Linked DNA regions of Mus musculus: region 2 is linked to region 1. The links are chromatin contacts, found by Hi-C in ENCODE. All regions are on one chromosome and are shown on one strand. The core of a region is the stretch at or near the end of the contact, and the rest is flanking DNA. Distances in the headings are between cores, read along the strand shown.

What was found. Hi-C counts contacts between places; a loop is a spot of excess contacts on that map.
Region 2: a map of left cerebral cortex shows a loop between it and region 1 (2.9-fold over the local background). The contact joins the enhancer-like site here to the promoter of 4933402D24Rik in region 1. A Hi-C loop is called at or near these places in 7 of 37 maps with a recorded cell type or tissue (heart, left cerebral cortex and v-Abl transformed pro-B cells).

Annotation. Positions count from the first base shown.
Region 1 is chr1:63,765,655-63,771,682 of GRCm38, forward strand. 4933402D24Rik (RIKEN cDNA 4933402D24 gene) reads right to left here and starts at 3,613. Exons shown (of 3, transcript NM_001256158.1): 1 at 3,527-3,613; 2 at 2,731-2,888. The coding sequence starts at 3,551.
Region 2 is chr1:63,932,568-63,939,290 of GRCm38, forward strand. It overlaps the pseudogene Gm13754. Among named protein-coding and RNA genes, the nearest start is that of Gm13749, 29 kb to the right of the region's middle. Within about 2 kb of position 2,155, at least 1 of the 3 ENCODE cell types and tissues checked has a DNase peak (open chromatin) inside an H3K27ac peak, as active enhancers do; it is left cerebral cortex, where a contact is called at or near this core.

The DNA.
Region 1 (6,028 bases), core at 2,363-4,862:
TAGTGTGAGAGCTGCAGTTATAGAACAAACTGAGGAAAGGAAATATCTCTTCAAGAGTCCCCCCAAAAGTACAAGGATATGCCAGAGCCAGCATCTGGTCATCTTACTTAAAAAAAAAAAAAACATCTTCAAAGGATTACAAGATCACCAGTTTATAGACCTTGCCCTTGTCCCTATTTATCCTGGTCTGGGTGCCAGAGGCAGCACAGTGAATGGGTTAGGAAGAAAAGAGAAAAGGAAAGATGGACAAGCTAGTAGAGGAGACTGACAGCCCCCTCCCCACAAACTAAAAGAACAAAGGACCTAAAATTGGGTGAGAGATGACTTTTAAAGATAGATCAGCAGATGCATTTTTAAGATACCTGAAATTAGGTTCTTCTAACCTCTGGATGTGAATAAACTACTTTCTCATATGCCAGAGGCATTCTTGTTGAGCGAGGAAAGAGCTGACAGAGCCAGTGAGAGAGGACAAAAGAAATCCTAGCTGTTTGCAGCCTCAGGACTGAGCCAGCCCATTGAGTGAACTGGTTTTCTAGTGTGAGCTTGCTGGTGTATGGCACATGATCCCCTAGACTTCTTCTCCTTGCTAGTTACCCCAGCAGCAAGGCTCATATCCCATATGCTCTTCCTTTTAATGTCTGGTAGTCAAAGCATGCCCTGCCTCTTTCTGCTTGGTTTCACATTTTTTGCTTCAGGGTTATATCACCAAGGAGAAAGACTTTTTCCATAAATTGCAGGCAAGAGCTATAAACTCCCTCTGGGTTACTTTGTTGGGCCTTCAGGATGAGATTGGAATCTGAAGGGAGCAGATAGTACAATTAGAAAGAAATTGTATCAGGCAATAAAACATCCTCTAATACTGTTGGTAATAGCATATAACATTACACGGTGTGGGGCCCAAACAAGATGTGCTCATCTGCAATTATTCATGCTCACCAGGGAAAGACTTTTCCCTTTGTTTATTGTTTTAATCATGACTAACAAGCAGCGTAATGATAGGGTTATGGTGATAACAGTGTGAAGGATGAGGTCTTGAAGTACAAGTAGCAGGGATGGAATTGACCCTCATTTCTGAAAGTTGCTGGCAGAGCACAGGAGGTGTGTGGTCTACCCTTCAATGTGTGTGTGTGTGTGTGTGTGTGTGTGTGTGTGTGTGTGTGTGTGTGAGAAGTAGGAGATAGTTTATCCTGAATAGGGGCAAAGTTGGTTGGCCCAAGGCATTCTTTTTCTCCCACAGGCTGCTTGGGGGTCGTGTAGCTCACAGGCTCTTTCTTTCATTGTATCCTTCCTGCAGAGTAAAAATTCTTCTTCAAGAGCTACAGTAATCCTTCCTGCTTGTGTTAGTAACATGCAGTTGTTTTGGAGATGGAATATTACTCTCACAAACACTTCCAGAGAATTCTACCTTCCCTGGGTCTGACCTAGAGTCGTCCACACCCTCGTTTCTTACCTTCTTATCCTGGGAGCAGGCTCTGGTTCCATGGCAAGTGACTTCCCCAAGGTTCCTGAGCCTGGTCCAATAAATAGAAAGCATCTCCACTTCTCTTCAAGAAACCAAGTCTGTAAGAATCCTCAGTGGTGGGAAAGTGGTTTCACAATTGGGTTTCATTTTAAACAAGTGATTCGATGCACTGGAGGGCTAATATTAGTAAATGAAGTTGATAAAACTCAGTCATAGGCTCTGTGTGTGTGTGTGTGATAGCTTTTCCCTCATGACCTAGTACCTGAGATAATGAGTACAAGAGTAGCAAATGTTTAATTTTTGCTCATGGGTTCAGAGGTTTTAGGCTGCAGTTGGAAGAGTATTTGATGAGTCTGTTTAAGCAGACTGAAGCCCTCCCACTCCTTCAAAATACAACAGCCACTGATTTTTAAGCATTTCCCTTAAAGTTTAAGTAAACAAAACATCCAACTCTGAGAACCATCTTACCCATTTACAGGTGAAGACACCAAGACTCCCACTTTACTATGCCACATAACTCTGAGGAAGTTATTTAAATTCCTAGCTACTACATTCCACATATTATATATATTATAGTCTTGTAGCAATCAGAAGCCAGTTGTTTTCAAGAAAAAGTCTTAATGTTCTTATTTTTATAATAGAATATGAGAGAACTAGCACATTATAAATGGGTGGCCATTTTCATTTTGAAGTGAGTTTTACCTTGGATGAGAAAGGTTGTTTGTCTTTTCTTTCTGTATGTTGATCTATGGGGAGTCAAGGATAGCAGTGCTGTTGGGCCAAGGATGAGGACACCCAGTTTGTAGGCTCTACCTCTACCATGTGAATGGTCCAGACCTTGGTTTTTTCCACTCTATGAAAGATGAAGCTGGAGTAGATAATTTCTAAGACAGGACGTGCTTCCACCTTTAAAAATTCTCAACATAAGCTGCAATTCTCCAACCCATCATCCTAAACCAGGCTTTAAACTTCTGGATGAATAGGCTTCCATCCCAGGACCAAGAATATGCAGTTCCTCTTAAATCAAACTCAACATTAAATTGCACTGCAAACAAAAAGTTTCACACGGTTTGAATGTTGCTGTGTAGAATTTAATGAGCTCCATATGCCTGACCTCTGGAAGGAAATGATGTTGGGAACTGTAGCTGGGGAAGAGGCTAAGGGCATCAGCATCTGCTGTGAGTTACTTGGAGGGAAGGGAACCGACCGCATTTTTGTATCACTGCCAAGCTGGAGAGGTGGAAACGCTTTGCAATCTGTGCGCTCACCTTCTGAGAGCGGGCTGACAGTTTTCCAATGTTTTCCTTGCTCTTCGGGAAGTTGTGGAGGACAGCAGATTCTAACTTCCTTTCTGTAGCTGCAGCAAACATCTCAAGTCTGCGGGGGCAATTGGGTTTCAGGTCCGTGCTGAAGAGAGCAGGCTGTCCTAGGAGACACATGAATGATGTGACTGACCACTAGACTTGTTTGAAAGAATCTGCTATCCCTGCTGGGCCCTTCCTAAAACCCGGGTCTGATAACAGCATCCTTTCTCCTTATTAATATATATACATACATCCTCTCTGCTATACACAGACTGTCAAATTGGACCTGGATGCACTTTGGAAAGGTTCTTTGGTCTTCTATCTTTACCCTCTTGTGCCCCATCTACGGACCCCTCAACAGCATTCAGGTTTCATCTCTCTGGACTTTCTAAGTGCTTTCTCCTCTGCGGTGTCCCTACCATCTGTTTATCACGCAGGATGCTCCTGCACCACACAACTCATTGACCACTTTGCAGGATGCGTCTCCATTCTCCCCTTTGCCCTCTGTGCTTTGTCTTTTCTGTCTCATAACCCTGTTGGAGTGAGGAGGGGGCTGTGCAGTCTGCTCCCAGTCAGTTGGAAAGGTTTTTGTGAATGAGACCTTGTGGGCTCCTTTCCTTTATTTTCTGGGGGCAGAAAACAATCTAATTTCAGTAAATGTTGGTTAAATGAAGACAGGAAAGAAGGAAGCTAGGGCCAGAAATTCTTCAGGGCAACGCAAGAGCCTGTCTCTTAAGGCTTCTTGGATTCCTCTGGTTACCTCGTCTAAAATAATTCATGTCCATCAGCTGTTCTGCGGCACATCCTTTCTGAAGACTATTGTCTAATGGTAGGAGACAGTTAGTGTTCTACTGACCATAGGGGGTTGCTATGAAACAGAACAGAACAGAGAGCATCAGCAGATTCCTCATCTTCTCACAATGCTGCTGTGTGCCCTGTACAGACGACACCGAAAGACTCTTCTCTTAGAGATGTGCTGCACAAAGTCATTTTCTGTGTCACTCGTTGCAAACAGACAGTTCTCTCCAATTGGAGAGGCAACCATTTATGTCTTTTGTCATAGAGTAGGATTCCATTCATATTTTTGTTCCTACATTCATTTCAGAGGGTTTCTCAAGACCTGAACTATTTTTTGGCAAACTATCACTTTTCTTCCTGGTACTAGACTCAGAGAATAAAGGCCATTTATGCTTTTTTTTTTTAATTATTAAGAGTTGTATCAAAATTGAAAATCAGAATTCTGCGTTGTCATATTTTCATGAGACATGGCAGTATTCAAACACATTGTCTCATGTGATTTTTGCAACAGACTTGTGACATGAACGAGGCAAATATCAGAGGTAGAAAAATCAGAGGTAGAAGGTGACATGATACTGTGGGTGGGTGACTCCCCTCTCAATCCCAGTCATCTTAAGTGAGGAGGACCACTAGCCGTGCAGAACAGCATGGTTTGGGTTACCTTTGCAAGTGTTTAAATCCCGAGTCAGGCAAACCATGTTGGGTGCTGCCTGCTTCCCGTTGTCATGTTCTTCATGCGTGATAGGATTGAGGGAGGAAAACAAGAAGGACTGACCATTCTTTTAGTGACCGTTTTAATGTAGAATCACAGCTGAATTTACTTGGAGGGGGGAGGCCGGTTGTAAGATTATTGTTTTTCTTCTTTTTGTTTTAAACTGAGACTATCTGTCCCCTTTCATCATTTTCAGAGAACTGCTAGGGCAGACGTTGGGAAGGAATATAGCAAGTCCATTTGTTAGAATACCTGGACCCTCCTCAGAAAAGGTGAGGGTGATCAGTATGTTAAGAGCTCAGTTAAAAACAGGGAACATTAAAAGCAGGTAAACTGGGGGTTCCCTGTGAACACGTGCCTTCGTTAGAAAAATGGAATTTGAGGCTCTAAAACACAGCCTGTTTCCAAGTAATTGCTGAGTTCCCCCAAATCTTGTTTAACATATTGCTGGGATAATGCATATGAGATGGTTAAAAATGGAAGGGAGAAAAAAAAATTCCCCAACACCCTTAGAGGAATTTGCAATTCATAAAGTTACTGCCAATTTTGCATTATAGTTGCCATGGCAGCCGTGCTAGGCTGCTGCTCAAACATTCCTCAGAAGGGGAAGGAATAGTATATAATAAGCTCTTCAAGTGTAATTTTTTATTGTAGTTGAATTAGTGTGTAATTCTCGTGTGAGCAGCCCAGTAATCCGTGAATGCGCACTCTAGCAACGATGCCGATTTCTTATCTCTGCGTGCTTATGCAATCTATGAAAAAGTTGCTGCCTGCTCCCAGTGCTTGCTAATTAATTATTAAAAAATAACAAAAAAAGCATTAGTGGCAATTAATTAATTACAAAAGCAAAAGCACAAACAATAAAAACAGCATTTTGAACATGACTCCAAGGGCCTGGCCAGCTTGTTAAATGGAACTGCTTTCAGCCAAGCTTCAAGGCTGAGTTTTGTGTCTCACCCTGCTCCTTCCATGTTTGCGAAGTAGCCATCAGAGCCAGTTGTTAGACCAAAATAATGCTTTATTTTTGTCGTCTACATAGGGAGCGTTTTTGAAAAAAAAAAACCTAAATTTTCTTTGCTCAGCTTCTGGGGAGTGAGTCTAACAGGTTGCACCATCCAGGTCTGAAACAAAGGCAGTTTTGGCTTCAGTGCCCTATACCCCAGGCCTGTATTTCACTGAGGGAGAGACACTGTAGACAAGTCATTTTTATTAGTTTGTTTTGCATTGTGACAAAGTAGCTAAGGATGGGTAGTTTAGAAAGAAACCAGGTTTATTTAGCCATAGTTTTAAAAACTGAAATCCTAAACAACACAGTGGCAGCCCTGGAGTGGCACCTCTGGCTACATTGCAACATGGCAGTGGCTATCACGTGGAAAGGACATGTAAATGGGAAAACTCACATAGTGAGACAGGAAGCCAAAGAGAAGGAAGGGCTGGGCTCTCTGACGATTATCTTATAGACCCATATTCATCTCCTTAGTGACCCAATCAGCTTACAGAAGACCCCACCTCTTTTAAACATTCCATTACCTCCCCAACCTTGAGCTTCCAATGAGGAGCCCTTAGGGGACATACTCAAGACATATCCAGACAATAGCACTATGGTGGTTTGAATAGGTTTGGCTCCCATAGACACATGTGTTTTGAATGTGTGACCCATGGGGAGTGGCACTATTTGAGGATGTGGTCTTATAGGAGGAAGTATGTCACTGTGGGGTGAGTTTTGAGGTCTCTACACTCAAACTATTCCCA
Region 2 (6,723 bases), core at 905-3,404, 170 kb after region 1:
ACAAATAGAGATAAGGACCCGCTCAGACCAGCTGGCATGGAATTTTATTCAGAGAAGCAGAGGGACACACGTGAGTTACGCTGATTAGGAACAATCCTTTTCTTTGCCAGACGACACGTGAGTGTAGTTGGCGAGTCGTTGTCCACTGACCCCAGAACTGCTCTGTGTTTCAAGGATGACACACCGCAGCTCCCTGCAGCCTTTCTCTGGCCTATTCATTTTCTTACCAGAGTTTTTCTCCTCCCCGACTCTCCCTTTCTCTCACAATATCCTCTTCCCAGGGTGAATGATGTGACTGCTTTATTCCCAGCATTTCCTTGGCTTTCTCTACCCCATTTCTCTGCTTTGGACAACACAACCCCAGGAACTAAGACAGACTCAGAATTGTTTTGGGTGAAAAGAGAAAGAATAGGTGAATGAGCAGAGATGGAGGAATTCCCAGCAGAGAGGGGAGAGAAGAAAGAAGTGCTTGCAAAGGTGTTTGTATGTGTGTGTGTGTGAGAGTCTGTGTATGAGTGTGTAAGTCTATGTGTGTGTGTGTGTGTGTATGAGTGAATGTGAGTGTGAGTGTGTATGTGTGTGAGTATGTGTGTATATATGTGTGAGTGTGTGTGTGTGTGTGTGTGTGCACACGAGTCACTGTGTGAGTCTGTGTATGAGTGTGTGAGTCTGTATGTGTCTGTGTGTGTGAGTGTGTGTGTATATGTGTGTATGTGTGTGTCTGTAGTACATACAGAATGTCCCAAGTACCTAAAGGATGCTGCTGCCCTACCCCCTTACTACCACCACTACTTAGTTCTTCCTTTGGAATTTCTCTAGTCTCCTCCCAACCCTACCCAAGCACCACTACATCACATTTTAGCACTCATCCGTGAATTTCAGAAAAGAAAAGGAGAAAGGGTTCTAAAACTAAGCCATTCCTAAAGGACAGAGTGGGGAGAACTGATACACATTCAAGTTCAGCCTGGACGCCTGTGACCAACACCTTTGAACATCACAGTGCAGGCAGGAATGACAAGTGGTTTCAGTGAAGTCTGTGTAGAATCTAAGCATCTGGTGGATTGGCTATAACGTTGGGATATCTGGAATCAGAAACTCTTAGAAGGTCTGTCAACCTTATGTAGAAAGTTTTATCAGGAGGTCAGTAAGAAGAGAACTTACCAGAAGTCTGACAAGTGATGAGCTTTAGTCGTGACTGATCTTGGAAGAGAATCTGCAGAAAGGAAGGCTGACACTTAACAGATCTTCTAGTTCTGAGAGATTTCTTGTAGAATCAGGAGACGTGGAAGTAGAGGGATGTATCAAACATCTGTAAGAAAAAGTGAGTGGGTGAAACCACAACAGACTATGAGCTAAGTGATGTGAAAGAGACAACATGGGAAGAAAGAGAAGCCAGAGGGGAGAGCAGGAAGAGATGTATGGAGAAGCTGTCATTTGAGAAAGTCCCTCAAGGTTGGGTAAATTCTGGTAGGTAGAGATTCTAGGTCCAGGCAGCAGCCTGAGAAAAGAAGGAGAAGCTAAGGGACAGCAAGGAAGTTTTTCTACAATGTGGGGTAAGTGTATAAAATATATTATGCTGGAATGGTGGGTTAGGAACACATGATAGAAGATCTCAAAATCTAGGCTAGGTAGTTTGTGTTTATTTCAGTGGGCAGTGAGCAATTACTGGAAGCTTTCAGCAGGATCAAGAACATGGATATGTGCATCTGGAGGCCACGTGGGATCAACTGTGATAAAGATAGATGGGAAAACAAGGAATGCATTAGAAGATGCAACAGACTAATTTTGGGGTAATGAGTCTGAGATAGAGTAATAGCAATGGAAATCAACATTGGTGACTTTGAAGGGGAGAAAAAAGAAGCTAAGGAAATCTACAGAGTTTTACACATGTGCTGTAGTACCATTATGCAGGACCAGAAATAGGAAAGTCAGGACAGTCTCATTGGTGAAAGACATATGAAAAGAAAGGTGGGTGTGGTTAGTGTGGGGTACCAACAGGCTACCTAGACATAAATGCTCAACAGGAGGTAAGAGAGAAAGTCTAAAACCTCAGGGGTAGATCTGTACAAAATATAAAACTCTTGGATTGTCGGATTTATTTTTAACAGCAACTCTCTCGGCATTTCCCACCTACAGATTCAAGTTGGACAGAAGGCGGCAAGCACACTGAAAGCAAAGCACGGAACCAATTATAGAGTTGGATCGAGTGCAGATATTTTATGTAAGAATACTCTTTTTCTTCTCCTCCTTCTTCTTCTTTAATGGTATCCAAGGCACAGGAGAAATCAATGAAGTTTAGAACGTGAGTCGGGCCAAAGAGTAGGAGTTCCTAAGACCCACAGAGAGCTGGACAAATCAAAAATGACCAAAGATAAAAGCAAGTCTGTGTGATTCAGTATTATGCTCTCTGAGGATATGGTGTGAGTGCAAAGGAAAAACAATGATATGCTGGCTCAAACCAGAATTTTCCCTGGCTTGAATTTAAAAGAGCTGGCAAGTCAGAAGGCACAGGAGTTAACAGGAAGGGGATTGTCCTTTGAGCCTTGGTCAGTTGGTGGCAGTCCCAGAGGATCCACCTGCCAGGAAAGCAGATTAGGGTTAAGGCTGGGGAAATAGTCAAAAGAGAGATTTCAGCTGACAGCGAATGCTCCTTCTCCAAATCTAAAGTACAACCTCACACCCACCTCCTAATCCCCACACTACCCACCTTGTGATCCACATACTACCCCCCATCTACAACCCTGCCTTTAGCTCCTGGGGCCCACCTAGCTAATATTTGTGTCATAATTGTCCTGTGATTCATTTGTCTGTCTGTTTTTTACATTCCTTTGTGAGAATTAGTCCATTCCATTCTTGCCTTGCAATTTGATGCTGCCTCGTTTTTTGATCAACTGAGAAATTTTAGCCAAGTCTCTGCTATGTTCCAGGCACAAGGAAAAGCAAGAAGCCAAATAAAAACGCAGGCTCCACAGGGGCTTTTAACCAAGGATGAAGTGGTCCTAGTCAGAAACAGCTCCATCATTTTACTGGAGAAGCCTTTATTCCATGGCATGATGATGGAGTTCCACCTTTCGAAGTCTGATTTCTACATTTTATCTTCCTGGTTTCATTTATAGATGCTGTCAGGATCCTCAAAAGACTGGGATGGAGACATTGGGATCTCCTTCTCCTACACATTTGAGCTAATGGACAATGGTACCCATGGGTTTGCTCTGACCTAGTGCGTATGTGAAGAGGCCAAGGATGCCATTCTCTTAGTCCTTGATGATGTTTATGAGAATTTCTGGTCCACCAACAGTGCCAGGAAGGGGGCAATCACAGTCTCAGCACTGACCATGCTGTACTTCTTCACATCTGTCCTTTAAGTGTGTCCTTCCCTGTCCCGCTTAGCCCCCAGTGATGGGAATGTGGTTGGGGTGAAGGTGTGTGTTGTACAGAAACCAAACCCTGGAACTAAAACTGCTCTATATTCTAATAAAGAGTCATGCTAGCATTTTAAACATTTGTTTTGCTGGTAATTAATTTTTATTGCTCCATGAGACTGTTGTATTACTTAGCTATTAACAACTATAAAGCTATAAACTAAACCCTTCTAAAATTCAGTGGAGCGTGCACCTGTACACCAGTGAGAAAATTCTGCTGATCTTGGTGCTGCTTGCTGATGCAGCTGAGCTAAGTGGTAGGCAGGTTGACCAGGCTCGGCCTGAACTGAGCTGAGGGGTGATATTCATGCTTTCTGGACATTTTCCCCCCCAGCGGGTTTGGCCTGACATGTAGGAAGGGACAAAGTCCCAACCTACAGGCACTATTCAAATCTCTGCTTGTATCACTTTTATTAATATCCCATTTGTGCTGGCTAGTTTTTATGTGAACTCGACACAAAGTAGGGTCATCTGGAAAGATAGACACTTAATCAAGAAAATGCCTCTGTATGGTTTATAGGCAAATCTATAGGGCATTTTCTTGATTAATGATTAAGGTGGGAAGGCCCAACACATTGTGAACAGTACTGCCCTGGGGCATGTGGTCTTGGGGTGTATAAGAAAACAAACTGAGCAAGCCAGTAGGCAGCACTCCTACAAGGTCTCTCTGCTCCAGTTATTGCCTCCAAATTCCTGCCCTGAGTTCCTGCTCTGTCTTCCTTCAGTGATGGACTATGATACAGAAATATAAGAGAAATAAATCCTTTCCTCCCCAAGTTGCTTAGGGTCATGTGTTTTACTACAGCAATAGAAACCCAGCCACAGCATCACTGGCTGAAGGAAGTCACTTGTCTGAGTCAAGAGTCAACGTCACTGTTTAGCTTTGGAGATGAGACAGCGCAGCAGGAACATGCTAAGCTCTGGTTGTTTTTACTCTATGTGTGTGCAGTAGAATCCCACTGTGCTTGGAATCTAATTAGAACCTAGGTGAAGAGGTTCTGTGTTCTATTTATCACTTTGAATGTATGATCCCAATATTCACTAAGGAAAAGAAGTACACATATGTTCCTTGGGTCTAGTTTTAGTTGTTAACAGTCCAAGTCTTTAGTAATTTGCTTGTATGTTGGTCCTTTTCACCCATGGGTTAGTAGCAGCATTTAGAAAACAGGTTATATAATTTGTCTATAAAGTTGCCACTAGCTTTAAATATTTACCTACTTTTTCTGTTAATAATAATAATAATTTGGGAATCACCTAAGTATCTTTTAAATTGCTAGGCATTCACAATGGTGCGCAGACATAGAGCATATGTATTTGGATCTTCTATTACAGTGAGTGAAATTCCAAATAGCCGTCATGAGTAACCGGAACGGACACACTGTCTCATCCAGGGCAAATCCCAGCGTAGTGAAAGCTATATAGCAAGAGCACAAAGAAATAAACTAAATAATCCAACTGCTATGAAGGAACAGAGTAGAGAGCTGAACAGGGCCCGCTCGTATGTTTGTGGCTCTCTAGGCACTTAGCTGCACTATCTTGTCTGTTAAATTTCAAGTGCTCTTCAAGCAGCCTCCAAGGCTGTCATTTCCTATGTATCTCCATGTGACACCTTGAAATGGTGCTAAGCACTTGACAGGCTTTCAACAAATGCCTCTGTGACTGGCTGACAGGGTCTCCCTAGTGTTTAGTCACCCGTTTCTAAATTTCCTTGTTGGCCATGGTCACAATACACTTCCTGGTTGTAACCCTTTTATTGTCCTCCTTTTGTCCTCTCTCTTTCTCCATGTTTTCCTAGTGTGTGGCTGATAAGGGTCAGAAAGGAAATGTCAGGGGCAGTGGCATTTAATGAATCAAGGGACAGAGATTTACATAAAAATGCCAACTCCTCAATTGCAGCATTGTTGGGGGGAAACCAGTTAGCTTTCATCAATGGCTGTTGGCCTTGAGAAGAAGAAAGCTGATGTTACCTACTCAATACCACACTGAAGAAGCATGCAGGCCACCATGTCTGTAATCTCAGGTCATTGCTATCCAGGTAGTCAGGGTGTTAGTTCCACGGCTTTTACAAAGAGAAAGATTTGAATGCCTGCATACTACAGGATCCTTTGCTTAGAAAATTGATATGGTATTTAAGAGGGAACCCAGCGGGTCATGACCTGTTTCTAGCTTCTCCCGGAAGCTTTCCCTTCTTATGAAAGGGTCCTAAGAATAAGGTTTGAAAGACTATAAATGAAAAGTTCTTTTCAGATTCCTGGTATAAAATGGCCATTGTTTGAGAGCTCTATATAATCATGCAGTGCCTATAATCTGTAATCTTGAGATTATGCTATACTGTTATTTTTTGAGGCTGGGATTTGATTTTTACCCTCCCTTAAAGTCAAGAAATGATTTTGTTATTTCCATGGGTATTAGAGTTCATGAAATTCCTGGGTCAAAGTCAAGGCCATTTTTTTTCTCAAAGCAAGTTAATGTACACAAACACCAGTATATTTACATCCATGTGCCGCACACCCAAGTCTCAAGGGGAGGATGCAGTGAATTCCAGGGCTACATGCAGAGATTTGCTATGGGAGAGACACACTGAGCTTGGGTGGAAGCAGCCAGCAAGTCTGCTCTCCATCCATGAGACACTTCCTCTTCACGCTGACGGCTGGGTTGCTTGCTTGCTGCAGACAAGACAACTGACCTGAGGGTTTGTCCTTCCAGAAACCTTAGCACCATCAGCAGAATGTCACAGAGAAAGAGGTCAGCAAAGGACTCTCCCCCAAGAGCTCCACGTATCAAGTTGACTCACAGGAAATTACTGCTTTCAAAGGTTTTTAAAGCTTAAGCATTGGTAATTTTATACAGTCCAACCTACTATCACGTCCGTGCTAATAAAAACATATGAAGGGTTTCTTTCATCCTTTCTCTTGCCTTTTTTGGGATGTTTGACTGTACTGCATTGCCTGCTTCCATTCCTTCCCACCGAACTGCCAGGTAGGAAGGTTTGCATTTACGAAGAGTTGAATTTTCAAAGTGTTGTGATAAGGTTCTGTGTGAAAAAAATGACGGCCACAAAAAACAATTTTCTACTCTCCTGTAATTGGGATTGTGTGGTATTTCCTTACTATTCTGAAAAAGGAATGTTATTTCTAAGGATTAATTCATTTAAAATAATGTAAATAAATAGAGAAATCTACAAGGACAGATGTGTTTGCTGTCATCTTGTCAGTGTGTGCCTTTCCCATACAATCCCGCTCCCCCACCAGGATCTTTTTTTTTTTTTTTCTGGTTTCACCCCCTAATCATCTTCTCGTCC